7 separate regions of the Homo sapiens genome follow, and regions 1, 2, 3, 4, 6 and 7 are each linked to region 5. The links are chromatin loops, found by intact Hi-C in ENCODE. Cell type or tissue: CD4-positive, alpha-beta T cell. All regions are shown on one strand.

Region 1 (4,000 bases), 520 kb after region 5:
TGAATTTACTGGGACATGTTTAATGGCTGGACATGTTTAATGGCTGGACATGTGGTCAGCTTTAGAGTATGTTCCATGTGCAGATGACAAGCATGTATATTCTGTAGTTTTTTGGGTGGGATATTCTGTAGATGTCTATTATTTCTAATTGGTCAGTGTTAAATTTTAGTCCAGAATTTCTTTGTTAGCTTTCTGCCTCAATGATCTGCCTAACACTATCAGTGGGAGTGTTGAAGTCCTGCCCCCCATTATTGTGTGATTGTCTAAGTTTTATTGTAGGCCTAGAAGTATTTTATAAATATATATATAATATATATTATAAATATATATATAATATATATTATAAATATATATATTATATATATTATAAATATATATATTATATATATTATAAATATATATAATATATATTATAAATATATATATTATATATATATATATATATAAATCGGGGTGCTTTAATGTTTGGTGCCTATTTATGAAGTGAGGTCTTCTTGTTAAACTGAAACTTTTATCATTAGGTAATGCCCTTATTTGTCCTTTTTTATTGTTGTTAAAGTCTGTTTTATGTGATATAAGAATAGTGACCCCTTCTCTCTTTTTGTCTTCGGTTTTCGTGATAGATCTTTATTCATCCCTTTACCTTCAGCCTATGGGTGTTGTTATATGTGAGATGTGTCCCCTGAAGAGAGAGACACATCCAACAGCAAGTCAGTCTAAATACTGTGGAAATAAACTGAAAGTGGGGTTAGAAAAAAACCAGAGGAAGAAGGTTTGAGTAGTCCTCAGGTACTTGGGAGGCTGAGATGGGAAGACCACCAGGTGAGACTGGGGAGATAGAGGCTACAAGTTTTTTATCCAATGTGCCACTCTGTGCTTTTCAAGTAGTGCATTTAGACTGTTTACGTTCGAGGTTAATATTGATATGTGAGTTTTGATCCTGTCATGATGTTGTTAGCTGGGTGCTTTGTAGTCTTGATTGTGTAATCGCTTTCTAAGATCTGTAGGCTATGTGTATTTTGTGGTAGCAGGTATCATTCTTTTGTTTCCATGTTTATAACTTCCTTAAGGAACTCTTATAAACCTGATCTAGTGATTGCAAATTCCCTTAATGATTGCTTATCTGGAAAAGAATGTATTTGTCCTTTGCTTATGAAGCTTAGTTTGGTGGGATATGAAATTCTTGCTTTGAATTTCTTCTATTTAAGGATTCTGAAAATAGGCCCTAGTCTCTCCTGGCTTGTAATTTCTGCTGAGAATTCTGCTGTTAGCCTGATGGGGTTCCCTTTGTATGTGATCTGGCCCTTTTTTCTAGCTGGCTCTAAGATTTTTTCTTTCACATTGACGTTGGAAAGTCTCATGACATGTGTCTTAGTGATGGTCATCTTGCATAGTATTATGCAGGGATTCTCTGAATTTCTTGAATTTTCATGTTGATTTCTCTAATGAGCTTGGGGAAATTTTCATGGACTGTATCCTCAAATATGTTTTCCAAGTTGCTTACTCTCTCTCAGGAATGCCAATGAGTCATAGGTTTAGTCTCTTTACATAATCCCATATATCTTGAAGGCTGTGTTCATTATTAAATTTTTTTTATTTTAAACATCTTTTCTATTTGTATCTGACCAGGTTGATTTGAAGGACTGGTCTTTGAGCTCTGGATTTTTTCCTCAGCTTGGTTTAGTCTGTTTTTAAGGCTTCCGATTGTATGTTCAGGTTCTTGTAGTAAATTTTTCAGTTCCAAAAATTCAGTTTGGTTCTTTCTTAAAATGGCTATGCCATATTTCAACTCTTGGATTGTTTTACTGGCTTCCTTAGTTTGGATTTCAACTTTCTCTAGAATCTTGATCTTCCTTGCAATTCAGGTTCTGAATTTTATGTCTGTCATTTCAGACATTTCGATGTGGTTAGGATTCATTGCTGGGGAGCTAGTGCCATCCTTTGGAGGTAAGGAAACAATCTTGCTTCTTGGGTTGCTGGACTTCTTGCAGTGATTCCTTCTCATTTGTGGGAGCTCATTTAAAAAAAAATTGAAGTTGCTGTCATTTGGATGGCCTTTTGTTTATATATTCTTTTCCCCCCTGAGGGTTTGACAGTGGTGTGTATTGTGTATAGTTTATTAGCTTCATTTCTGGGGGCTTTCAGAGGGCCAAGATTCTGTATGGGTTCCTTAGCAGTGGCTAGTTTCCTGCATTGGGTTTCACAGGCATTGTGTGTGCTAAAGGAATTTATTTTTGTTTGCTCGTGTAATTCACGCTGCGATCCAGTAGATGATGCTTAAGAGGCTTTTACCCACCTATGTGCCTCTTTTGCATGTCAGTGCATTCACAGCAGTTCTCTGGGGAAGGGGGAGAGAGCGATGACCTCCTTACTAAATCTGTTCCCTGGCCTTAGGGGTGGGGGGGTGGTCCCTCCAATCACTGGTGTTACATTTGTTTTTTCTCAACCCCAAGGGGTGCTGTGGTAGGCTGCATTTCCCCCTCCCTTAGGAGTGGCCTGAGCTGAAGATTAGGTCACCAGGAGACCCACACTTCCCCAGAGATCCACTGGTTCACTGAGCTTGTCAGAGTCAGAGGAGGTTGTGGGGAATGTCTGTGGGTGGTCTGGTGATGCAGTGCGTCAAGGGCAGAGGACCCTTAGGCAGGCATTGGTGTCATGGATGCGCATCTGGTATAATGACCGTGACCCAGGTTTTTTTTTGCCCAGCGAATGGCTGTAGCGGCTGCCCAGGTCACGCTCCCCTGACTGGGTTTCCCTTTGATTTCTGCCCCAGGAGTAGCCCTGAGGAGCTAGATTTGTCCCAAGCCTTCTGAACCTAGATTGCCCTACTATTCCAGGAGTTCCAGGCTTTGGGACTCCCTGAGGCAAAAGCTGTGGTATGTCAACAGGCTACAGGCTTCCTGGACTGGTCTTGCAGAGGGAGGGACACCTAGCTCCTGCACTGGCACTGGAACCAGCACCTTACTCTTCTCTGTTCTGAGAGTGGAGGCTCCTTTCCTGCTTGAACTCAGGCCACAGATCTCAGCTCAATGCCCCTGGATGGTGTGCTTGAACCTTAGGGGCATTGAGACCTGCGGCTTTGTCCTCTGGCCTCCTACTGCGGGGAAGGCAGCCAACTGCTCTTAGGCCACTGGTAAAACACTGGTGGGGCAGTGGAGGCTGTGCAGGAGTGGCCAGGTAGGCAGCCTTGGGAGGGGCTGGCAGACAAGGAGGTGCATGGATCAGGTGTGCCCCAGTTCCACAGGAAAGGCAGCCCTGCTATCTCCCAGACTGGCAGTCAGCAGGGGCTAGAGTTATTCAGAGCAAGGTGGAGAGCCCTGGGGTATGGGTGCCTGTGGATGTGTTTGGGGCAGCTGCCCCACAGGAAAAACCTTTGGGGCTCTGTGTAGGTTCAAGTCTCTGGGTAGTTCTCCCTGCCAGTTCAAATGTCTATGGGGATCACGGAATCTCTTGCAGCAAGGATCCCAGAGGTCTGCAGTGGGATATGTGGTGCCCCAGAGTTCCTTCACTCACCGGCCCCTTAGGACATGTTCAGGATTGGGAGCCAGTCTCGGCACTCAGCAACTTCGCGCAGGCTTCCCACCTTCCTCCCTCTTCAACCCCAGTGCCTGTGTCACCTCTCTTTGAGATTGGTTAAAAGTGGAATAGTTTACTTGATATTTTTGTGTCTATCAGGGGAGAGGTGTTTCCTGGCTGTGTCTAGTTGGCCATCTTGTAGGAGATCCCATCCTATAAAGATAATATTCTTTGAGAACTGTTACTTCTAAGTTTCCTGTAAGTCTCATGCTGTGGCCAGTTTCTGAGAGTAGGACTAACTTGGAGAAATTGATTTCTCCACATTGATTATTTTATGATAACCTATAGAAAGGACTAGAATTAAATTAGAATTTATTATAAGTGTTAGTGATTATGTTGCAAAATAGTAGGATGACCACAGCAAAACAATTTTGAATTTCAAACTGAATTCCATTTTCTGTCGATTACGCTCAAGGTAGCAAAA
Region 2 (4,000 bases), 320 kb after region 5:
TCAAGTATTCTGTTATAGCAACACCAAACAAACTAAGACAAAAATTGGAATCAGAATAGTGAGGCTTTGTTACAACCAATATCTAAAAATGTGGAAGCAGCATTTAAACTATGTAGTGAGTAGAGGCTGAGACAGTTTTGAACTGAGTGCTGAAGAAGCCTGTATTTCCATAAATGGAGCATTAAGGGCAATTCTGGTGAAGTCTTAAAAGAAGAGAAGAGCTGTAAGCCAAAACCTGTATCTTCTTAGAGATTACTTAAGTGATTATGAAGAGAATGTAGAAATATGGACAGTAAAGGCCATTTCAATGAGGTCTCAGATTGAAAGGAGGAACAAGGTAGTACAAACTAGAGAAAAGGTGATCCTTGCTATGAAGAGGCAAAGAACTTGACTGAATTGTGTTTTTGTCCTAAGACTTTGTGAAAGACAGAACTTAACAATGAACCAGGATATCTGGCAGAAGAAATCTCCAGGTAGCAAAAAATGTAGGGTGCTGTGTGGCGTCTTTTAATTGCTTATAGTAAAAGGTGAAAAGAGAGAAAGTATTTAAAGATAGAATTTATAATCAAAAGGGAAGCAGAATGTAAAGATTTGGAAAATTCTTAGCCTGGCCATGTCAAGAACAAAAAAGCATCTTTAGGAAAAGCAGCCAAGGGTATGGCCAAGTAACTGTTTGATAAGGAAATTAGTGTGAATAGAAGGAAGTCAGGCGCTATTCATCAAGACAATGGGAGAGTAGCCCCAAAGTCATTTTGGAGATCTTCAAGCCTGCTCCTCTCATCACTGACCCAGAGAGCAAGAGCTATGGAGGCATAGCTACCTCCAGCTAGATTTCAATGGATGTCTCAGGCAGTCTCGGAGCCCAGGCAGAGACCTGCTGCAGAATTGGAGTGACCACAGAGAGCCTCCATTAGAGCAATATCCAGCGGAAATGCGGGGTGGGGGCTGCCACAGAGAGTCCTCACTAGGATAATGCCTAGTGCAGCCATGGGAGCAAGGCTCCTCCCAAGACCCCAGAACTGCCGAGCTACCAGTATGCAGCACAAGCCTGAGAAAACCATAAGCTTTTGACTTAAATGTGTGAGGACTGACACACGGGTTGTCTGAGGCCTTGAAACCCAACTCCAGCCTTCTAGTGCGCCAGAAGGCAGAACATGGAGTCCAAAGAGACTATTCTCAAGCCTTGAGATTCAATGTCATTTGCCCTATTGGGATTTTTACTTACTTGAAACTTGTTATTCTTTTCTTTTGTATTTCTCTTTCTTGAAATGAGAATGTCTATCATACGTCTGAGACACCATTATATTTTAAAAGTACATAATTTGTTTGATTTTATAGGCTCACAGCTGGAGAGCATTTTGCCTCAGTATGAAGTACTTCACACACATATTTGATGTAGATGAGACTCTGGACTTAAACTTTAAAGTTGGTGCTGGAGTGAGTTAAGACTTAGGGCTACTGGGTTGGAATAAACGTATTTTGCATGTGAGAAGGAAATGAAATTTGAGGGCCCAGGGTGGAATGGTATGATCTGAATATGTCCCCCAAATTTATGTGTTGGCAACTTGATCCCCGTGCAATGGTATTGAGAGGTAGGGCCTTGAGGGAAGTGTTTAAGTCCTGAGGGATCTGCCCTCATAAAAGGATTAATGCTGCTTTAAAAAGGGCTTATGGAAGTGAGTTCATTTTTTATATGGTTTGGCTGTGTCCTGACCCAAATCTCATCCCGTAATCCACACGTGTCATAGGAGGGACCCAGTGGGAGGTAATTGAATAATGGGGGCAGTTACCTTTATGCTTTTGTCATGATTGTGAGTGAATTATTATGAGATCTGATGGTTTTATAAGGGGTTTTCACCCTTCTGCTCAGCATTTCTCTTTGCTGCCACCATGTGAGGAAGGACATATTTGCTTCCCCTTCCACCATGATTGTAAGTTTCTTGAGGCCTCTTCAGCTATGTTAAACTGTGAGTCAATTAAACCTCTTTCCTTTATAAATTATTTAGTGTTAGGTATGTCTTTATTAGCAGCATAAGAAAGGACTGATACAATTCTCTTTTGCCTTTCTGCCTTCTGCCACGTGGTAACAAGCAAGAAGGCCCACCAGATGCTAGTGCCATAATCATCACCTTCTCAGTCTCCAGAACTGTGAGACATATATTTCTGTTTTTTATAAATTATTCAGTCTTAAGGATTCTGTCATTGCAGCACCAAATGGAATAAGATGTTATTCTACACATATGTTTATTTGTATTTATTTTATTAATCCTGCTGCTTCTGCTTATTTTATATGACCATCTATCAGCCATGATCTTCTTAAATATTTCCCCTTGGCCACTAATTATATGTTATCCTCTCATAATTCTTATTTGAGCTTGACTTTCTCATTCTCTTGTTTCTGTTTCTTAATCTCTCATATTTTACATTTCTTTATCTTCTCATATATTTTGTATAATTTTTTACATGTATGTTTTAGTTTGCTATTTTCATCTTCAGCTGATAGTCTTCTATTTTATACTTTTCGAGTTAAATTTGTGTGTGTCTACATGTGTGATATTCAGTATTCATACAGAAAAATGTGTTAAACATATATAGTGGTAATATAAAATGCATGCACCTCTACTTAGGTAAAAAAATAGAATATTATCAATACCTTAGACTCCTCCTGTGTGTCTCTCTCAATCATACTTTCCTCCACTGGTAACCATTGTCCTGACTTTTTGTTAACCATTTTCATTAGCCAGCATTCTCCAGAGAAACATAACCAATAGGATATGTGTAGGGGTAGCTAGATAGAGATACAGATAGATAGATAGATAGATAGATAGATAGATAGATAGATAGTCCTTTGTTCTATGTAAGCCTTCAACTTATCGGATGAGGCCCACCCACATTACGGAGGGCGATATACTTTACTCAAAATCCACTGATTTAAATGTTAATTTCATCTGGAAGACCCTCACCAAAACATCCAGAATAATGTTTGACCAGACATCTGGGCACTATGGCCCAGCCAAATTGACACATAAAATTAGCTCTCACAATTCTACTCCTTATCAATCTGGCACCCATATGCATCTCTTTAAACTATCCTTAATCTCCAAATAAAGACAATAAAAATGTCATAATTCAACCTAATATGATACACCTGTCTTGAGTACAAGCAAAAACACACTAACCCTCTCCTCAGAAGAGGATACAAAGTTCTTGGGTGGTGTTTACCCTTTTCCTTGGCATTCCATAAGGTAAATACTATGATATAAAGTTACCAATACTTAAGTACTTAAATAAACTTATCTTAAATACAAAGTCAATACTTCTTATGTTACATTGTAATGGGCTAAGAAAGTGAAGAAAACAAAGACATTTGCTATGTATACACACACACAAACATATTCATAACAAAATAAGGAAGAAATACTCGTGACAGTTAGAGTCCTTCTTTCATAACTGATCCTCTGAGCATAGCTGGTATTTATAACAAACTTCTTTCACTACTCCTTTTGTATTGCCTTTGCTTTCAGCAGGCACCTAAGCTGGCATGGTTTTTTACCTGGTGGGGTAACCCAAACTTTCATTCTTGAAGAATCTGGGTCATTAGTAGCCGTGTCTGAACTGAGATGTAGTTTTTTATTGACCTTAATCACAGGGTATGGTAAGAGGCATCTAAGGGATCTCTTTTTTTCAGACATGCTCTTCTCTATATCCTTTGTAAAATAGCAGTCCATTTTCATCTTGGTAGCCTGGATGAATCACCCCAGCCAGCACAGTAACTCTCTTCTTTGCCCTTTGATTTAGAGACATGAGGACACTAAAGTAGTTGTGTTAGTATTAACTTCCAGTTCAATGAAATCATTGTTGTGTTTCTTCCCTCTAGAACACTCTAGAACTAAGACTTATAGGCAAGCAGAGCACAAGGTCATGAGAACAGGAGGCAAACATTATGCTAGTGGGTCACCAGGAATTATAGTGAGTGGTGCTGCTCCTATTTCTATTTCTT
Region 3 (4,000 bases), 670 kb after region 5:
CTTTTCATACTTTTCCTGATTCTCTCAGGGTCATTCTTGCTTTCCACTGTACCTCATCTTTTCCATTTTCTTCCCTTAGGGTTCGGTATATCTTCCTTTATACTATATCCCGAGTTCTTTCTGCTTATCGTTTCAGGTCAATCAAGCCTGCACACTGAAAAGTTAACTATAGTATGTGAAATCTAGAAAATCTGTTTTGTTTTTGCTTTTAGTAATACCAAGGTTTCCAACCTCTTGTTTTACTTTAAATGTAAAATGTGTGGTTTAAAAGTCAAATGTGAATATTGGCTCTTTGTCTGTGAATTTCTATCATAACAACATTTATTATCCTTAAAGCAAATGAATGCCTGTACTTAAAGAAGATTGGTACAAAAAAATGGAAAGTAGGGAAGGGGGACAAGATGCCCAACTAGACAAGCCAGGAAGACTGCTCTCACTAAGAGAGACCAAATTATTGAGTAAATAACTAAATTTGGAGAAGAACTGAAAGAAATTCCATGCAAAGATTCATACAAAGGATTAGTGAAACCAAGAATCGCTTATTTGAAAGAATTAACAAGATTGATATTGGCTAGCTAGATTAACAAAGAAACAAAAAAGAGAAGTCTAAATAAATACAATCAGAAATGACAAAGATGACACTACAACCAAACCCACATAAATGCAAAAGATCCTCAGAGATTATTACGAACAATTCTATGCACACAAATTAAAAAGTCTAGAGGAAATAGATAAATTCCTGGAAACACAAAACCTCCCAAGATAGAATCAGGAAGAACATGATAACCAAAACACAATCCAGTAAGTCCTGAAATTGAATGCATAACAAAAACCTACCAATCACAAAAAGCCTTAGACCACATGGATCCACAGCCAAATTCTACCAGACATACAAAGAACTGGTACCAATCCTACAGAAAGTATTCCATAAAATCAAAGGCCGGGTGCGGTGGATCATGCCTGTAATCCCAGCACTTTGGGAGGCCGGGAGGGTAGATCACGAGGTCAGGAGATCTAGACCATCCTTGCTAACATGGTGAAACCCCGTCTCTACTAAAAATACAAAAAAATTAGCCAGACTACACTGCACCTGTAGTCCCAGCTACTCGGGAGGCTGAAGCAGGAGAATGGGGTGAACCCAGGAGGCGGAGCTTGTAGTGAGCTGAGATCATGCCACTGCACTCCAACCTGGGCAACAGAGCGAGACTCCATCTCAAAAAAAAAAAAAAAAAAAAGCAAAACCCATATGACTGGCCAGGCATGGTGGCTCATGCCTGTAATTTCAGAACTTTGGGAGGCCAAGTTGGGTGGATCACCTGAGGTCAGGACTTCAAGACCAGCCTGGCCAACATGGTGAAACCCTGTCTCTATTAAAAATACTAAAATTAGCTGGGTGTGGTGGCATGCAACTGGCTACTTAGGAGGCTGAGGCAGGAGAATTGCTTGAACCCAGGAGACAGAGGTTTCAGTGAGCTGAGATCATGTCACTGCACTCCAACCTAGATGACAGAGTGAGACTCCATTTCAAAAAACCATATGAACATCTGAATTGAAATGAAAAAAGCTTTTGATAAATCCAGCATCCTTTCATGATAAAAAGTCTTAACAGATGAGGCATCAAGGAAATGTCATTGATGACTGAAAATGTTAAGAGCCATCTATGACAAACTCAAAGTCATTGCGATATTGCACGGCCAAAGCTAGAACCATTCCACTCGAGAACTGGAAGACAAAGGTGCCTACTCTCGCCACTCTTATTCAATGTCGTACTGTAAGTCCTAGTCAGAGCAATCAGGCAAGAAAAGGAAATAAAAAGCATTGGTATAGGAAAAGAAGAAGTCAAACTATCACTCTTCACTGTTGATTTGATTCTATACCTTGAAAACCCTAAAGACTCTGCCAAAAGGCTCCTAGAACCGATAAACAACTTTAGTGAAGTTTTAGGATACAAAATAAACATACAAAAGTCAGTAGTATTTCTGTACACAAGTAACATTCAAGCTGAGAGTCAAATGAAGAACACAATCCCGTTTACAATAGTCAAAAAGTTGAAATACCTAGGAATAGAGTTAACTGAGGAGGTGAAGGATATCTACAAGGAGAACTAGAAAACACTACTGAAATAAATCAGAGATAACACAAATAAATGGAAAAAAATTCCATGCTCATGGATTACAAGAATCAATATCATTAAATGACCATACTGCCCAAAGTAATTTACAGACTCGATACAATTACTAAAAACTGCCAACATAATTTTTCACACAATTAGAAAAAAAACTATTTAAAATTTGTATCATACCAAAAAACATAGTGAATAGCCGAAACAATCCTAAGCAAAAAGAACAAAGCTAAAATCATCACACACCAAACTTCAAACTCTACTATAAGACTACAGAAACCAAAACAGCATGATATGAGGTAGGAGACTGGCAGGACTTGTTTTCTGGTCACAACACTGCTGAGCGAAACAGGATATAATCCAGACAGGATAAAGTGAAGAAACCAGCACAAATAAGCAGATATCAATGAAGGCAATTCATAGCTGCCTCATTGCTCATTAGCATAAGACACACCCACTAGTGCCATGACAGTTTATAAATGCCATGGCAATGACCTGGAAGTCACCAACCCTTTCTGTGGCAACAACCCATAATTTACTGCCTATTTCCTAGAAAGTTATAAATACCCACCCCTAAATTTGCATTGACATGCCTCTTAGTTTGCATGCAATTGAAAGTGGGTTTACCTGAGTATAAATATAATTGTGAAGAGCCCATATGTTGCTGACTCTGGGCACACAGGCTATGTGTTAGCCCTGTTCATAAGGAACAGTATTTTTCAATAAAAGATTGCTGTCTAACAGCACTAGCTCACCTTTGAATTCTTTCCTGGGTGAAGCCAAGAACCCTCATGGGCTAAGCCTCAATTTCGGGGTTCACCTGTACTCCTTCAGTACTGGTGCAAAAACAGACATATATAGAACAATGGAATAGAAAGGAAAATCCCGAAATAAAACCAGACACCTACCTATCTTATCTTCAACAACGCCACCAAAAACAAGCAACGGGGAATGGACTCTCTATTCAATAAATGATGTTGGGATAGTTAGCTATCCATATGCAAAAAAAATGAAACTGAACCCCTACATTTTACCATATACAGAAAATAACTCGACATGAGTTAAAGACTTAAATGTAAGACCTCAAACTATAAAAATCCTAGAAGAAAACCTAGGAAACACCGTTCTGGACATTGGCTTTGGGAAAGAATTTTTGGCTAAGCCCCCAAAAGGAATTCAACAACAACAGAAATTGACAAATGGGGCCTAATTAAACTAAAGAGCTTCTGCACAGCAGAAGAAACTATCAACAGAGTAAACAGATGATGTAAAGAAAGGGAGAGAAAGTATTTTAAATCTACACATCCAACAAAGGTCTAATATTCAGAATCTATAAGGAGCTTAAATCAATAAGCAAAAAAACAAATAACTCCATTAAAAAGTGAGCAAAGGACATGAACAGATACTTCGCCAAAGAAGACATATAAGTGGCCAACAAACACATGAATAAATGTTCATCACCAATTATCAGAGAAATGCAAATCAAACCATAGTGAAATTCTGCCTCACACTGGTCACAATGGCTATAACTGAAAAGTCAAATAATAATAGATGTTGACGAGACTGCAGAGAAATGGGAATGCTTACACACTGTTGGTGGGAATGTAAATTAGTTCAGCCACTGTGGAAAAGCAGTTTGGAGATTTCTCAAAGAACTTAGAACTACCATTTGACCTAGTAATCCTATTACTGTGTATATACCCAACAGAAAATAAATTGTTCTACCAAAAAGACTCATGCATGCATATGTTAATCACAGGGTTACTCACAATAGCAAAGACATGGAATCAACCTAGGTGCCCATCAATGGTGGATTAGATTAATAAAGTATGGTACATTTGCACCATGGAATACTATGCAGCTATAAAAAAACAAAAT
Region 4 (4,000 bases), 970 kb after region 5:
TTTAATGCAGTTCACTTATAATCTTTTTTGTATGGTGTGAGTTTTCACACTGTTCGAGAAATCTTTGTTTAAGAAGATCTTCATGAAACACCAACTATTTAAAGGTCTTAAAGATTTTCCCCTATTTTCTTCAGGAAGAATTATTGTTTTTCTTTTTATATTTAGGTATATGATATACCCCTAATTTTTGCCTATCCCATATATCGTAGGTCAAAGTACATATTTCCCATATAGATTTCCAGTTGACCTAGATCTTTCTAACTCGCAGAACTGCGACAATGCTTTTGTCACATATCATCTCATATATCATGTATGGAACTGTCTCTGGGCTCTATATTTTAGTTCATTGGTATGATTGTGCTTGTACTAATCTTACATTGTCTTAATTGCTGTGCTTTTGTAACAGGTCTTTACATCTGGTACTGTATAGCTTTCATTTGTTCTCTTTTGAGATTACCATAAGTATACTGGATCTGCATTATAGAAAGTGCACAAATTTTCAAAAAAAGATGGAATTTTGATTGAGATTGTATTCAAGCCATAGATCAATTTTGGAAAAATTGACATAAAAAAGATTGAGTTCCAAATTTTCCTTCCATCCTGTAGGTTGCCTTCCATCCTGTAGGTTGCCTTAAACACAGCCTTAGCTGCATTCCATATGTTTTAAAATATATGTGAATAACCTTTTCTTTATTGGAAACCCCTTTCAGTGGTTCAAATATCCTGCAAGTAGATATATAGTTAATAATTGCCTACTACGAGTGAAGCACAAGGTCCAAGATTGAATAATTTTAAATGATATTTTGGAAGAATATGGAGAGGAGATATTAGAGAGGAGTATAAAAGAGCTAACTTTTCATCTTATTTACTAGGAAGACAACAGATGACATTTAAGACAAAAAATAAGGAAATATTAGGATAAACATGATATTTTCAAATACATAGGTAAATACCAGAAAATAAGAAACTTTTAAAAAGCTAAAATTGACTAGCCCAGGTAAACAGAAATAGTGAGTACCAAAAAGTGAGTCAGAGGGCTTTTTTTCCTACTGCATAACTCTAATTTTTTAGTTCCATACATGTAGTTGTTTGACAATAAACATCATTTTTATTTAATTTATTAAAAAGACTTTTAAAGAAGATAGAATTTTGTGAAAGATTTGATATTTTCCTTGAAGAACACAATGTTTTAAGCCTAAAATATAGCTAAAATACATTTATGCCACAACATTTCCTTAAGGAAATTGTGTTTCTCAGAAAACACTGAAATGTCTAATTTCTTCTCACACCTGATTTGTTAACGACTAGTTGCAATATAACATTATACTCAAATTCTAAGTTGTCCAAACAAGCACAAGTCTGAAGTCTAAAATTAGCTACTATCTATTGGATTGTGGCCCAGGTAAATTCGTTTGTTCAGTGAAGCAAAAATACTATACATGTGGAATAGTTTAAATATTATTTTTTAAATGTATTATTATTCTTGTATGTATTTGGCTTATGTTTCAAAAGGAAATAAAGCATAGAAAAATGCACAGTTCACTACTGCCCTCTGCTGCATGGAAAGGTGAAGAGAAAAGTGCTAAGAGAAGACCTGCTACCTGGCCTGCAGTGATCTGATTTGGGAATTCAAGCCATGTCATGTCTTCTAGTAAAATGACTCCACCAGCCATTCTCTCTGTAAAATATGCTGACTGAGAGTCCTTGCAAAATGGACCTTGGATTAAACTGCTAGTATTTTTAGAACACCTTCAGATTTTGAGAGAAAAGAGAGTCATTTAAGAAAATAATTCATCAGACAAGATGTTCATGAAGCAGCTACTATTTCAGAGACAGCTCGGGAAGAAAAGTATCTTATTACTACTAGGTCAGTATGGCCAGTCAATGATAAAATCCTATTGTTATAAACTGACATAAGCCAATTTGATCCTTTAGAAGCTATGAAGTCTTTTTTCAGTATGTGTTAAAAGACTCCAGCTATGGGAAGGGAAGACTACATCCCTCTCATTAACAGGCAGCCTGCTGCAATAGGAGCAAATCTTTAACCGTTTTCTGCCAAACATAATGTTTATTGGCAAACAGGAAGAAGAAGTTATCCAACCTAGTCATGCAAGCTGGGAGGTTTCTCTGTCCTCAGGCACTCCCACAAGCAAATGTCAATGCCAATCTTTCAGCAGAATTGGCCAACTCTCTTGTGAGGCCACAAAATGACTCCTCTGTGAAATAAAGTAGGATAGTGGTGGGGGGAGTGGGAGGCAGAACCAAATATAGCATCTACTCTGAAAGACAAAAATATTTTCTTACATTGACAAAGTAATATTATCTTACATAATAAAACTAAAAATTATTTCTGAGTGTTATCTCACTCCTGATTCTTTTAAAATCCTTTGCAACATTTAAACTGTGTCCCTTAATGCCTTTCTGGTGATGACGTCACTTGCTGGATGGTCTTCTACCAGCAGGGATTTCCCACATTGGTTGGGAATATATTCTTGGGTCCTTTATTTTGAGGCTGATGAAATGATCTCATTTTTTTTGTCAGGTAAGGTGACAAATTTCTCTGTGATAGGAGTGGGGATACTGGACAAAACAGAGCTTTGGTTTTGAGCACTTTTTCAGATATCTGTTGGTCATTTGCATGTGACCTTTAAAAAAAGGTTTATTCAGGCCCTTCACCCACATTTTTATTTAGGTGCTTGTGTTTGTTCGCATGTTTTTCTATTGATTTTCGTGACTTCCTTACGTATTTCGGCTATTAGTCATGTATTGTATATATGGTTTGTAAATATTTTCTTCCATCCTGTAGGTTGCCTTTTCATTTTGTTGTTTGTTTCCTGTGCTGTGCAAACACTTTGTAGTTTGATGTAGACCCACTTGTTTATATTTGTTTTTCATTACCTATGCTTTGAGGGTCATATTCATAAAATCATTGTCAAGACTAATGTCATGAAGCTTTTCTTGTGTTTTCCTCTAGGATATTTACGACTTCAGATATTATGTATGTATAAGGCTATTTTGAGTTGAACTTTGTGTATTGTGTAAGATAAGAATCCAATTTTATTCTCTTGCATATGGTTATCTGGTTTTCCAAGCACCATTTACTGAAGAGACTATGCTTTCCCCTTGTGTATCCTTAGTACTTTTGTACCCATGCATGGCTTTATTTCTGAACTCTCCATTCTATTCTGTTGGTTTATGTGTTGGTTTTTGTGACAGTAACATACAGTTTTGATTACTGTAGCTTTATAATGTATGAAAAAGTGCTGTGCTCAACATCATTAATCATCAGGAAAATGCAAATCAAAACCACAATGAGGCATCACCTCACACTTCTTAGGATGGCTATTATCAAAAAGCCAAATGACAAGTGTTGGCAAGAATGTGGAGAAAAGAAACCCTTATACTGTTGATAGGATTCTAAATTGCTATAGCTATTATAAAAAAGAGTATACAGGTTCCTCAAAAAATTAAAAATAGAGCTACAATATGATCCAGCAATCCCACCTCACTGCTGAGTATGTATCCAAAGGAATTAAAAACAGTTCTTGAAAATATATCTTCACTTCTATTTTCACTGCAGTTTATTCACAATAGCCAAAAGGGAAACAACTTGTGTCCATTGATGAATGAATGGATAAAGAAAAAATGGTGTGTGTGTATTTATATTTATGTTTATATACAATGAAATATTATTCAACCTTAAAAGAGAAGGAAATCCTGCCATGGATGAACTTAGAGGACATTATCCTAAGTGAAATAAGCCAGACACTGCAAGACAAATACCACATGATCTCACTTACATGTGGAATCTGAAGAGAAACTCATAGAAACAGAGACTGGAGATGGTTGCCAAGGGCTGGGGGATTAGGGAAAGGGGGGATTGGTCAAAGAGTACAAGCTTTCAGTATAAGATGAATAAATTCTGGAGATCAAATGTACAGCATGGTAACTATAGTTAATAATAATAATAATAATAATAATAATAATAATATTAGTCTGG
Region 5 (4,000 bases):
TTTCAAATAGAGGTAGCTCCATGTGCAAAGTCATGGAAGAATGAAATGATATGTCAACATCTGGGAACTTCAAATGATTCAGCGAATGGAGCATGAATTTGTGTAAACTTACATGATCATTTTAATCCTTAGGGGAAAATGCATTTGTTAAATGTACATGTATATATATTTTTGAGACAGGGTCTCACTCTGTCGCCCAGGCTGGAGTGCAGTGGTGTAATCATTGCTCACTGCAGCCTTGACCCCCTAGGCTCCAGCAATCCTCCTGCTGTAGCCTCCTGAGTAGCTGGGACTACAGGTGTGTGCCATCATGCCTGGCTAACTGTTATTATTTTTGTAGAGATGAGGTCTTTCTATGTTGCCCAGGCTGGTCTCTAACTCTTGAGCTCAAGTGATCTGCCCGCTGCAGTCTCCCAAAGTGCTAAAATTACAGGAGTGAGCCACCATGTTCAGCCTCAAATTTACTCTTAAAGTATTATGATTTTTTTTTGCCTAGATATTACTTCTAATTCCACTGGGATCATTTATATAAAAATCTCATCTGTAATTAATATAGAAATAGTAGTAGTGGTAATTCACATAGAAATAGAAATAGAAATAGTAGTATAGAAATAAAAATAATTGCCATATATCTTAAGTAATTATTTAGTAATTATTTCTTGCCTTTAGTAATTATTTTAGGTTAGGGAGAAGAGGTTGAGTCTCACAGTCAAGGAAGATACATAAAAACCACAAAAAGGAGAAAGAACTAACAAAAGCATAGCTGGAGCCATTTAACTAGGGGCAAATATCTCTAACAAGACTTGAGGATGTTGCTGCCTTACTATATACAGCGTAACAATGAATGACTCATGGTGTATGAATCACCTGGAACAGGGACAGTTTAGTTGAGGCTGAGTCAGTTCACAACGGAAAAGGCGATTCATTGACCATTTGCATGTGTTCCTTTGGCACTTACTAGATGTAACAATATTTGGGTCAGGATATTATAGAAAGATTTTCAACAATTTGGGTAAAATTTGGGTAAAAGAAGGAAGAATTATTTTTTTCTTCCTTTAAAGATTCTTTGAATCTTTAAAATATTCGAAGAAATACATTTCATTAATCTGCAAAATCAAGCTTATATTAAACTTACTCCTGGATGATACTGGATCAGTAAGGTAGAACTGCATTTCTTTTTCTTCCTTAACTGGAATTTAGATCTTAATTAGCTATAGGTCTCTGATCCTCTCTCAAAAGATTTTTGTTCATTTCCTTTGTTATTGTTTTGTTGTTATTCACTTGTTTTGTTTTGAGAACTTACACTCATTGCAAAATCTGACCTAAACTTATTTTGGCAGCAAAACTGAACTGAACAGACTGTGAAGCCATTTAGTTCAATTTATTCCACTTAGAGTGAATATTCCTATGTTCTGGTCCAGGATTACTGTTCCAGTTCTGATGGGGATATTACATATTTTGCAATATATTATTGATTACTTTTCTAAAAGCCAAGAAATTCTGAATTCTGAAACTCATCTGCCCGTAAATATTTTGGATATGGGATTATGGGCCTGTAAATCTCAGAGAATAAAATAGTGACATGCCTCTAACCAAGATGAAATTAATATCTTCCTATATGGAAGACAGCTAAATCAAGAATGAACTAGAATGAACAGCAGTGTGTAATATCGCCTCTTGAAATACTTTTAGAAACTACGCTGGGATAAATGATAGTATCAAGGCAAAGCATACTTGATTTAAAAAAAAATCTTTACAGAAAGTAAAATAAAGCATCTTGGTTTCTTCCTTCCATAAGCTTTGAGGTCTTCAGCTATGCCTGGAAACTCAGCAGTTCCCTCAACTCTACAGGCCTTTTCTCAGATGAGGTATTTGTTACTGAGACCCAGAGGTTTTGAGGAACTTAGGATGTCCCCCACCCTGTTGGTGGCAGAGTCTGGTCTGGACCTCCATGTTGCCTTTTCTGTTCTACCAGTCTGGCTTTCTGTTTAATTATTATTTCCTGACAATGGAATTGTTGGTAAAAAGCATGAGGTCTATATTTTATTCACATCACATACTACGTTCCTAAGGGTAGAAGAAATGATGGCGTTAAATCTGTTAGTATCAAGTCCTGTGTGTGGTCTCTGGAAAAGACCTACGGCCGGGTTTATGCGAACTTGAGCCTTCAAGCCTCCAGGTGGCAGTGTTGCTCCACTTGAGAGTTTCTGATACTACCTCCCTAACAAGCACTGTGTAAAGCCATCTCCGAGACTCGCAGAACAGAATTTTGGTTAAGTCTGAACCTGACGTTTCTGAGATTTTTGACACTGAAAATGTTTTATTGCTGGTTGCTTCTCCTACCACAACCTCAAAGGAAACATGGCTACTACTGAAAGGAAGAAAATTTTTGAATAGTTAAAATGGAATTTATAGCCATTCAAAGAAGTACATTAGGAGTTAGCATTTTAAAATTTCTGTGGCCTTTTAGAAAGGTTGGAATGTTGTAAAACAATTAATAATAGGTTTTCATAATCAAAGGTGATGAGAGGCAAGGAAAGAATCATTTCTGTGCCTCATCTCATCCACAGCAGCAATGGATTTCGACTAGTATAGGAGGGAATGAAAGGAGGCTATATTAAAAGTATGCTCTATTTTAAAGTTTTCCATGGGGGAGGAAAAGTTTACAATTAGTACAAGCCACTGAACCTGGTCATTCAATGTCTTTTCAATAAAGGGGAGTTCACAGGGTAGTAAAAGTATGAGTTTAAAAAGCAAAAGTCCAAATTCAGGTAAAAACATCCTCAAAAGTTGGTTAGATTGAAAAGAATCAATATGAGTTTTACTTTGCAGCGTATTTCAATTGAGACTTACTTCAAGTAGGGAAAGAAAAAAGACAAAACAAACAAAAACTCCACGCATCTTGCAATGTTTGAAAACATAGAGCAACCTCTGCTTCACTTTAAGTAGGCTACTTGATTTGCTGTTTCCAAGAGGGCAGGGACAACCCCAGTTGAGATGGGGACATCCGGAGTAGTGCTTCAATGTCTCGTGAGGGGGTGAAAGCACTTTTCGGAATTCTTGTCCAACAGGCCCTATATTTTACATAATTAAACAAGTTCAGGCAGTTTTCAGTGTTGGAAGAGTGTGTTGCTGATAAAACTGAACCTCCGAGTCAGGAGGGAATATGGCCGGGCATGGTGGCTCATGCCTGTAATCCCAGCACTTTGGGAGGCTGAGGCAGGCGGATCACCTGAGGTCAGGAGTTTGAGACCAGCCTGACTAACATGGAGAAACCCAGTCTCTACCAAAAATACAAAATTAGCCGGGCGTGGTGGTGCATGCCTATAATCCCAGCTACTTGGAAGGCTGAGGCAGGAGAATCACTTGAACCCGGGAGGTGGAGGTTGCGGTGAGCTGAGATTGCGCCATTGCACTCCAGCCTGGGCCACAAAGTGAAACTCCGTCTCAAAACAAAAACAAAAACAAAAACAAAAACAAAAAAACTCACTGAATACAAACAACGTATCTCCTTTCTTCCAATTTTAAGTCTTTTTCTAGTAGCTCCTGCTGTGTACATGTGGTTTGTTGTTAATATTGGCATATTACAGTATTCTAAATTATTTTATTTTCTTTTAGAAAGGGTCTCACTCTGTCACCCAGGCTGGAGTGCTGTGATACAAACATGGCTCATTGCAGCCTCAACCTCCTGGGCTCAAGCAATCCTCCAGCCTCAACCTTCCAAGTTGCTGGGACCACAGGCACATGTTACCACACCCACCTAATTTTTTTTAAATTATGTTATTCACACTTTTTTTTAGGATGATTAGAGATTAGGGCTCAGGAGCAGTGGAACATAACTTTGAGGAAATGCAATAAGTTCAGAAGAAGATGTGGTGACAAGAAAGCTGTAAGGAGGCTATATGCTGTAGAGATAAATGCCCAAGCTTTGGAAGCAAACAAGCCTCTGTTCAAATCCTGGCTCTGCCCTTATAACGTATGTACAAATTATTAAAGTGCT
Region 6 (4,000 bases), 180 kb after region 5:
TAACTCAGTAATTTTCAAAACTATCCTTAGTCCATACATAGTAGTGGTCTGTTGTTATATATGAGGACCCTTGAGTGCATATTCCAAAGGGCCATAAGTGTAAAGACTGGTTTTTTTATGGCCTCATAGCACATGCTTTTATTATATGAGATTGTCCCCTTAAATTTTTATGCCTATGTCTTTTTCTGCTACTAGATAATAAGCCGAGTGAGATAAAATTAATCTGTGTGTCTTTAGTGCGTATTTCTATGTTTTAGGACTTAGAATATGTTCTGTTGAATGAATAAATGAATATATGACAACTGCTGAATATATAATGCAATTTAAGATGGGATTTTCTCAGCAGACTCAAAGAAAACTTTGACAATGGATCCTGAGTTCTTCCACTGAGTATGAAAATGAAGAAGAAGAAGAAAAAAGGATTAGAGCTATAGCCTTACCAAGTACAACTTCATTCCATGGGTAGAAAAAAATAGGTCATATGTTTTACTTACTACATTGATAGAGAAAAACTTACCCTCCAAAGTAGAATGTACAATCTTAGAAAATGCTTCCAGGCAGCCAAACTGGATCAATGGTTAAAAGATTATTAGATAACAATATATTTTAACCTGTGGATTTTCAGATAACTAGCTTATTTAAAATGTCTTTGGTTGATTCTCTCACGTTTTGTAGGTAAAGAATCATACTAAATGAAAATAATAATGATTCTGTCTCCCCCTCTTTTAAACTTATAATTTATTTTACCTTATTGGTTTTGTTCAGACTTTCAGAACAGTGATAAATAATTGTGCCTTCAGGCACATTTGTCAATAGAAACACTTCTGGTTTTTTGATTGTAAGTATGAAATTAATTGTTGGTCATGGCTTTTTTCTTTCTTTAAAAAAGAAAGTAAAAAGACACCATGACCATGACTTAATACTTATTAGTTAGATAAGTTTGTAGATTTCTTCTATCTGCTTTATCAGATTTCTATTCAAAGATTATTGTAAATTGGTAAGATTAAATGGCATAAGTGGCATTTCATCTTTTTTGTATACTTTTTTTTTGTTTTTTTGTTCGAGACGTAGTCTAGCTCTGTCGCCCAGGCTTGAGTGCAGTGGTTGGAGTGCAGTGGCGTGATCTTGGCTCACTGCAAGCTCCGCCTCCCGGGTTCACACCATTCTCCAGCCTCAGCCTCCTGAGTAGCTGGGACTACAGGCGCCCGCCACCATACCCAGCTAATTTTTTTTGTGTTTTTAGTAGAGACGGGGTTTCACTGTGTTAGCCAGGATGTTCTCGATTTCCTGACCTCGTGATCCGCCTGCCTCAGCCTTCCAAAGTGCTAGGATTACAGGCATGAGCCACTGCGCCTGGCTCTTTTTTCTATACTTTTTAAGAATGTAAATAGCAAAGTAATTATCTGTTACTTGAAAGACCAGAAATTATTTGTCTATCTAACTTTGAAAAATTTCTTTGACAATTTTCCCCAATTTATTCCATGATTATAGATCTACTTTTTTTCAAATTAAAAAAATTATCTTCATTGTTGTAGTTTGATCTTTTTTTCTAATTTCAGAGGGGTCTGTGTTTTTTCTCTTATGTCTTTCTTAAGTTATATTTGTCTAAATTGTTTATTCTATTGTTCTTTTTAAATAAACAGCTTTTGAATTTGTTTATAAACTCGAATTTACCTCTATTTCAGTATTTCCTAATTTATTGATTTCTACTTTATTAACAATTTCTGCTTGTTTTCCTGAAGTTTGTTCTGTTTTACTCTAATTTATAGAGCAAATTGTTTTGTTAATTTATTTTAATTTCTAGAAATTAATAATAAAATCACTTAAAGTAAATTTCTTTGATTATACAGCTTGGCCATATTTACTAAGTTTTTACATGTTGTATCCTTATTTTTGGTGTTTTCTAAATGATCTGTAATTATAGTTTCGGGTTCTTATTCTAACCAAGTTTATTTAAAGGTAATTTTCCTCTTCTAATTTCCAAACAGTACTTAAAAAAAAAGTATTGTAATTCTGCTTTGTGGTGAGAAAAATGTACCTTATATAATTCTCACTCTTTGAATTAAATGAGTTTTTTTTTCTTTTTTGTAGATGATTATACCATCTGGTGGTGGAAATGGTAAATGGGCATAGTTACTACTTTCTTCACAGAGTAGAATACAGAAGGTAGAAAGGAAACCCTACCTTGTTCTTCAGTTGTAACTTCTTGGATCTTTGAATCTGAGGACATATGGAGAGAAACGGCAAAGATCTTATCTTTTGGTTTTTGGTGATTTCTGTTTCATGATATAAGGTGGAATGTGCTGTGAGTAGCCTATGTAGGTTTATCTTAAACTAGTTTATTCTTCCTTGTGATCATCTATTTTTAATTGGTGTAGATTTGCTGGGTTTTTATCTTTTTTATTGTTAACAAATTTTTGTTCTAATTTTGGTGTGATATTTGTGCTGATTTGTTGGGGATTACCAACTAGAGGACAGTATGAATCAAAACGATCTGTTTTTTTAATGATTTTGGTCTTTTCGAAATTAGTATTAATATACTGTTTGATTAATCTTGAAATATATAGAAAAGCAAAGATAAATAAATTAACATCGCCCATAATGGAAACACCGTTAGATAACCAAAGTGCTAAAAGTTTTGGTCAATAGTGTTCCAATTTTTTTCTGTTAAGTTTTTAAAAAGTTGAGCATACATTAAGCTTTCCACTTCTTGTTTAAATCATTAAAGGAAGTTCACGTAAAGTAAAAATACTTACAACTTAGAAAGGGTGGATCTGAATCTTTATCTACTTTTCATAGGAAGGCAAAATTACTTCCCATAGCAAATCCTGAGCCATTCACAGGGAACAGTGAGCACATGGAAGGAAAGCAGGAACAGTGAGTAGGTGAAGGCACATAATCTATCTCTAATAGTCTGATCTGTTCCAGAGGAACAGAACCAATAGGACGGACACACACACAAACACACATACCTCATATATATATATATATATATATATATATATATATATATATATATATATATATATGTATCACACACACACGCACACACACACACACAATTTATTATAAGGCATAGGCTAAGAAGTCCCATGATATCTGCCATCTGCAAATTGGAGACCCAGGAGAGCTGGTAGTGTAGTTCCAGTCCAAATCCTGAGAACCAGAAGAATTGATGGCATAAGTCCCAGTCTGAGTATAGGAGAGGGTCAATGTTCAGCTCTAAAACAGTCAGAGACAGTGAATTCTCATTTATTCTTTTTTTTTGGTCTATTCAGCCTTTCAAAGGCTTGGATAACACCCGACCACATTGGGGAGGGGAATCTACTGATTCAAATGTTAATCTCATCTGGAAACATGCTCACAGACACAACCAGAATACTGTTTAAAATATCAGGGCATCTTGTGGCCCAGTTAAGTTGACACATGTAGTTAACTATCACAGTATCAAAATTAAAACTCAGTAATAAGGCTAAAGGCAAGCTGGTATATATACATAGAATATTGCGTAGAAGATGAAGTCAGGGATCATGCCTATCAGATTTCTATTGCTGATTACATAGTAAAGATGAATAAAATGCCTAATATGAATCAATTCCTGGTTATTCTCAACAAGTAAAGAAAATACTTTTTGGGAGAAATGTATTTTGAGCAATTTGAAGAAAGAATGCAGTAGCCTGCTGAAGGAGTGATCTGAATATACTTTGCATAATTATCTTGGAACACTGTAGAGATAAGAGGAGAAATGAATGGTCAAGAGTAGGTGCATAAGAGGCAAAAGGACTATTAGAATGCAGGTGGCAGGCAAAAAAATAAAATTTGGCTGGACTAACCGAAAGGCAAACATTTATAAGATGGGGACTCTTGAGGGCAGGGAAAAATATGCTGTAATTTAGAGAAGACTAAAACATTGTTACTTAAAAAATTTCCTATGAAGATGGATAGAATGATAAGAATTAATGTTGGATAGAAAAAAGGATTGTTGGGAGAGGTTACACTA
Region 7 (4,000 bases), 300 kb after region 5:
TAAGTACTATGAAAAAACCAATCAGGCAGAGAGAAGAAGGTTGAGAAAGAGGAACCCAGATGGGAGGGAGCAGATAACATCTGGGCAAAGACCAGGGGAGACAAGAGTGGGGAAGTTATGCATTCAGATGATGTTGGGGAAAGACACTTAGTGCGAAGGGCCTAAGGCTGTCAGCTGGACTGGAGCAAAGTAGGTGATGTGTTCATGAAGATAATAGAGTGTGTGTGTGCGTGTGTGCGCACACGCATGTGTGTGAGAGAGAGATCATGTAGGGCCAACGATTTTAGATTTATGTATATATATATTTTTTCAAAAGTTAATTATGAAGGAGGAAGGACCATAAAATATTTAAAGTTCAAATTTCTCTAGTTCCTACTTTCTTAGGGGATTAGTTTTAGGGAGAACTTTTTTTTTTTTTTTTTTTTTTTGAGATGGAGTCTAGCCCTGTTGCCCAGGCTGGAGTGCAATGGCGCCATCTCACTGCAAACTCTGCCTCACAGGTTCAAATGATTCTCCTGCCTCAGCCTCCTGAGTAGCTGGGCTTACAGGCGCCCACCACCATGCCCAGCTAATTTTTGTATTTTTAGTAGAGACGGGGTTTCATCATGTTGGCCAGGCTGGTCTCGAACTCCTGATCTCGTGATCTGCCTGCCTCAGCCTCCCAAAGTGCTGGGATTACAGGTGTGAACCACCGCACCTGGCTGAGAAGTTGTTTTAATCTATGTCATTTTGTAATCTGTACAAATTTATTTTAAAGTGATTTAAGTTATATATTGGTAAAAATTAAATAGTTGAATGAAACAGGTTTCCCTAAGATGACCCAGTAACAGAAAAATTTGTTTCCTGCTTGGAGTGCAAACAGAAAGGACTTAGTTTATGTCTCCTTTAACCATGCCCCCATGCCCTTGATAAAAGAGCTGCTTCTACCTCAGCTGAATGGGAAGTCATTTTGATTGAGTCTGGAAGGGGAATCGTTGGTGGTGGGACTGTCTTCTGAGTGGGGAACAACTGCCCAGGTCTGATGAGGCTCCCTGGGCCATCTGGAGAGTTGAAGTGTGTAGCATTATGTGGAACGGGACGTAAAATTCTCCAGAGGAAACCAGAGCAGCAGCTTCAGCATCACTGGACACTTGTTGGAAATGCCAGTTCCCAGGTCTGGAGGTGATGAGTGTTGGCAGTACAGAGACGAATGAATGAGGGGCCTCTGTCCATTCCACTAGAAAAAGAGGTTCTTGACCCTGGCAGCACCTTATAATCCACAGGGAACTTAAAACAAAACAAAATGAACAACCGATGCCACGGCTTCTGTACCAGAGATTCCAATTTAATTAATCTGGGGATAAACCAAGAACATCAGTATTTTTAACTCTCCTAAAGTGTTTCTAATGAGCAGAATCAGTGTAATAGAACAGATTTCTTAACTTCCACACTATTGACACTTTGGACTGGAGAGTCTTTTGTTGTAGCAAGCAGTCCTGTGCATTATAGGATGTTTAGCAGCATCTTGGCCTTTACTTACAGAACCCCTGACCCCATCTGTAAAAATCAAAAATGTCTTCGAATATTGCCAAATGTCTGCTAGGGGGCAAAATTGCCTCACTTGAAAACCATTGCTCTATAGCAATAATTCTCAAAGGTTAGTGCAACATTGCCCAGTAGAAACATAATGCTAACCATTACAAGCATATGTAATTAAAAAATTTTTAGTAGCCACATTAAAATAAGCAAAATGAAACAGGTGAAACTAATCTTAATAATATAATTTAATTCCTATATCCAAGATAGTATTTCCACATGCACTTAATATAAAAAATATTAATAAGGGATTTTTATATTCTTTTTTCAAGTCCTTGAAATCTAGCATATAATTTATCCTAACAGCATATTTCAATTCAAACTAGCCACATTTTGAGTGCTCAATTGCCACATGTGGCTCATGACTAGTATTGGATGAATGGGGTTTAGCAGGCGTCATAATCACCTTGAGAGTTTGTTAAAATATAGAGTGTTGGCATCCTTGCCGCCCTGTCCCCCTCTCCAGCTTTTGATTCGGTAGGTCTGGGGTGAGGCTTGAGAATTTGCATTTCTAAGAAGTTTCCCAGTAACACTGTAGCTGCTGGTCTGGTGACCACACTTAGAGAACTACAACCACAGATGTAGAGAAACCCTAGAGGCTTGTTATTAAAAAATGTGGTTTGTGGAGCAGCAACAGCAGCAGCAGCTGGGAGCCTGTAAAAAATGCATAGTCCCAGACTCTCCCCAAGACATATCAAATCTGCATTTAGTACTGGAATCTATGTTTCTTTTTTTTTTTTAAAACAGGATCCCCAAGTGATCACATTAAAATTAGAACATAAGACCACCTTGAGTAAAACTTTCCCTGTTAGTGTCTATCTTAGTGTTTTCTTCTTAGGACTTTTCTCAGTTCTTCTCTATTTTTCCCATGAGAATCAAGAATGTAGAATCTTGGTTGCTTTTTTAATTTTTCTGCTAACCATTCTCTATCAAGGGTCTAGTACAGTGCATTCACATAAAAGGCACTTACATAACTATGGAATTAGTGATACTATAAAAGAAGAGAAGGCTGGGACAATGGTTAGATACCTTCTTTGGCTTTAAAGATTTGAATAAAAATGTGTTTCTAGATGAGTTGAATACTGGAGTTCAGGAGCTGATTTTGCAGCTCCTGCAGGCTGGAAGTTTGAATGGTCCTTTCCTTGAGCTTCACCTGTACCCAGGGGGTATGGGTGACTCACTTGGCAAAAATTGCCTTGTGTGGTGCTTGTTCTCAGCCTGCTTGCCAGATTCCTCTTCCTGGCAAGGTAGGGCCCCATTCTTTTTCCTTTTGAGGAGTGGAAATAGTCTGGTGTTTGTGGATCACCAGCATCCAGGAAGTGCTCCTGGGATAGCCCTACTTCAGAACTGTGAGTGATGTTTAAAGTGTTGGTGACCACACAGGTTTCTTCACACTTCTGCAGCCAGCTGGCATTCCAAACTCATCATGCTCAAATTGACTCAGTCCTAAATAACCAAACACTGTGAGAGGGTGGAAATTTGGTTTCCAAAGGGAGTTACTGAAGTTACAAATCCTGACTAAAGTATATATTTTTCACATATAAAAATAGTCTCTGGGCTCTTGGATCAGTTTTATTTTTTTTCTTATGCTTTTAATCATAGAAAATAGTCTCCCCATACTTCTTTTGGGAAACATAGTACGTTTTTTTTTTCTCCTCCGTTGATATTTAGTGCTAAGAGTGAATTTACCAAAGGGTTTGTGAATTCTGTCTGTATATCTTAATGTGCACCCACAACTTTGTAGACAGATGGAAAGATGAAGTAATTCAGAGGTTCAAAAGAAAAAAAAAAGCAGAAATGAGCAACATTTCATAATCTTCTTTGCAACTGGCTTCATTGACCTTTTTCTTACTTAGCTTCCTTCCCTTCACGGCAAGCTTTTGAAAAAATTGGGGACAATGTAATAGTGAAGTGACTATTCTATGTTTTACAGGAAGATTTAAATGAGAAACAATTGCATTGACCAAATTAATGAGCTAGATTGTAGTAGGGCAAAGGTTGCCTGGGGTGTATGCAGGGGGAGGGCAGGAGGGATTCAGCTGAATGAAGTGACAGCCCTCTTTGTTAACTTCAGACCTGGAGGTGTGCTACAGTGTTTTGTCATTGAAGGGTGTATCATCTTAAGGGCATGTAATTTGCTATTAGTTCTCAATTTCAAGCTATTTCCCTCTTAAATCTGAAAAAGTACCAATCTGAGGAGATTATGCCAGGTATATACTGAGTGAATGCTTCACAAGTGAGGCTCATCCAACATTATGGTGAACATTACTATTTAGTCTCTATAAAATTATATCAGAAAGTGAGAAGTATAGATGAGATTTGCTCCAATTCACTCAATGAATCTGGCAGGTTGGAAATAGGCTATTACACTAGACTTCCTGATGGTTTAGTGGGAATTCCTTTGCTTATGAAGCATCCATTATTG

Evidence for each region. Hi-C counts contacts between places; a loop is a spot of excess contacts. Peaks named below come from ENCODE experiments on the same cell type or tissue, not always from the same donor. Only the 100,000 strongest peaks of a DNase experiment are listed, where the experiment ranks them.
Region 1: it touches region 5 in a loop (11-fold over the local background); 29 of 110 quality-filtered maps call a loop at or near these places.
Region 2: it touches region 5 in a loop (8-fold over the local background); 17 of 110 quality-filtered maps call a loop at or near these places.
Region 3: it touches region 5 in a loop (4-fold over the local background); 23 of 110 quality-filtered maps call a loop at or near these places.
Region 4: a loop joins it to region 5, with 13 times the contacts of the local background. A loop is called at or near these places in 73 of 110 quality-filtered maps.
Region 6: it touches region 5 in a loop (10-fold over the local background); 22 of 110 quality-filtered maps call a loop at or near these places.
Region 7: it touches region 5 in a loop (3-fold over the local background); 25 of 110 quality-filtered maps call a loop at or near these places.

Annotation. Positions count from the first base shown.
Region 1 is chr5:40,164,465-40,168,464 of GRCh38, reverse strand. No RefSeq gene overlaps it. Among named protein-coding and RNA genes, the nearest start is that of LINC00604, 74 kb to the left of the region's middle. In CD4-positive, alpha-beta T cell, no CTCF peak of the experiment used is centred here; a DNase peak (open chromatin) is centred at 1,934.
Region 2 is chr5:40,365,333-40,369,332 of GRCh38, reverse strand. No RefSeq gene overlaps it. Among named protein-coding and RNA genes, the nearest start is that of LINC00604, 130 kb to the right of the region's middle. In CD4-positive, alpha-beta T cell, no CTCF peak of the experiment used is centred here; a DNase peak (open chromatin) is centred at 1,882.
Region 3 is chr5:40,020,838-40,024,837 of GRCh38, reverse strand. No RefSeq gene overlaps it. Among named protein-coding and RNA genes, the nearest start is that of LINC00603, 29 kb to the left of the region's middle. In CD4-positive, alpha-beta T cell, no CTCF peak of the experiment used is centred here; no DNase peak of the experiment used is centred here.
Region 4 is chr5:39,711,841-39,715,840 of GRCh38, reverse strand. No RefSeq gene overlaps it. Among named protein-coding and RNA genes, the nearest start is that of LINC02104, 190 kb to the right of the region's middle. In CD4-positive, alpha-beta T cell, a CTCF peak has its summit at 1,524 (motif pointing left); a DNase peak (open chromatin) is centred at 1,560.
Region 5 is chr5:40,686,513-40,690,512 of GRCh38, reverse strand. The region is part of intron 2 of PTGER4 (prostaglandin E receptor 4); the gene reads right to left. Among named protein-coding and RNA genes, the nearest start is that of PTGER4, 8.6 kb to the right of the region's middle. In CD4-positive, alpha-beta T cell, CTCF peaks have their summits at 1,975 and 2,184 (motif pointing right); DNase peaks (open chromatin) are centred at 872, 2,202 and 2,992; H3K4me3 peaks cover 2,299 bases; H3K27ac peaks cover 1,382 bases.
Region 6 is chr5:40,505,418-40,509,417 of GRCh38, reverse strand. No RefSeq gene overlaps it. Among named protein-coding and RNA genes, the nearest start is that of PTGER4, 170 kb to the left of the region's middle. In CD4-positive, alpha-beta T cell, no CTCF peak of the experiment used is centred here; a DNase peak (open chromatin) is centred at 2,127.
Region 7 is chr5:40,384,604-40,388,603 of GRCh38, reverse strand. No RefSeq gene overlaps it. Among named protein-coding and RNA genes, the nearest start is that of LINC00604, 150 kb to the right of the region's middle. In CD4-positive, alpha-beta T cell, no CTCF peak of the experiment used is centred here; DNase peaks (open chromatin) are centred at 153, 466, 2,093 and 2,853; H3K4me3 peaks cover 19 bases; H3K27ac peaks cover 1,552 bases.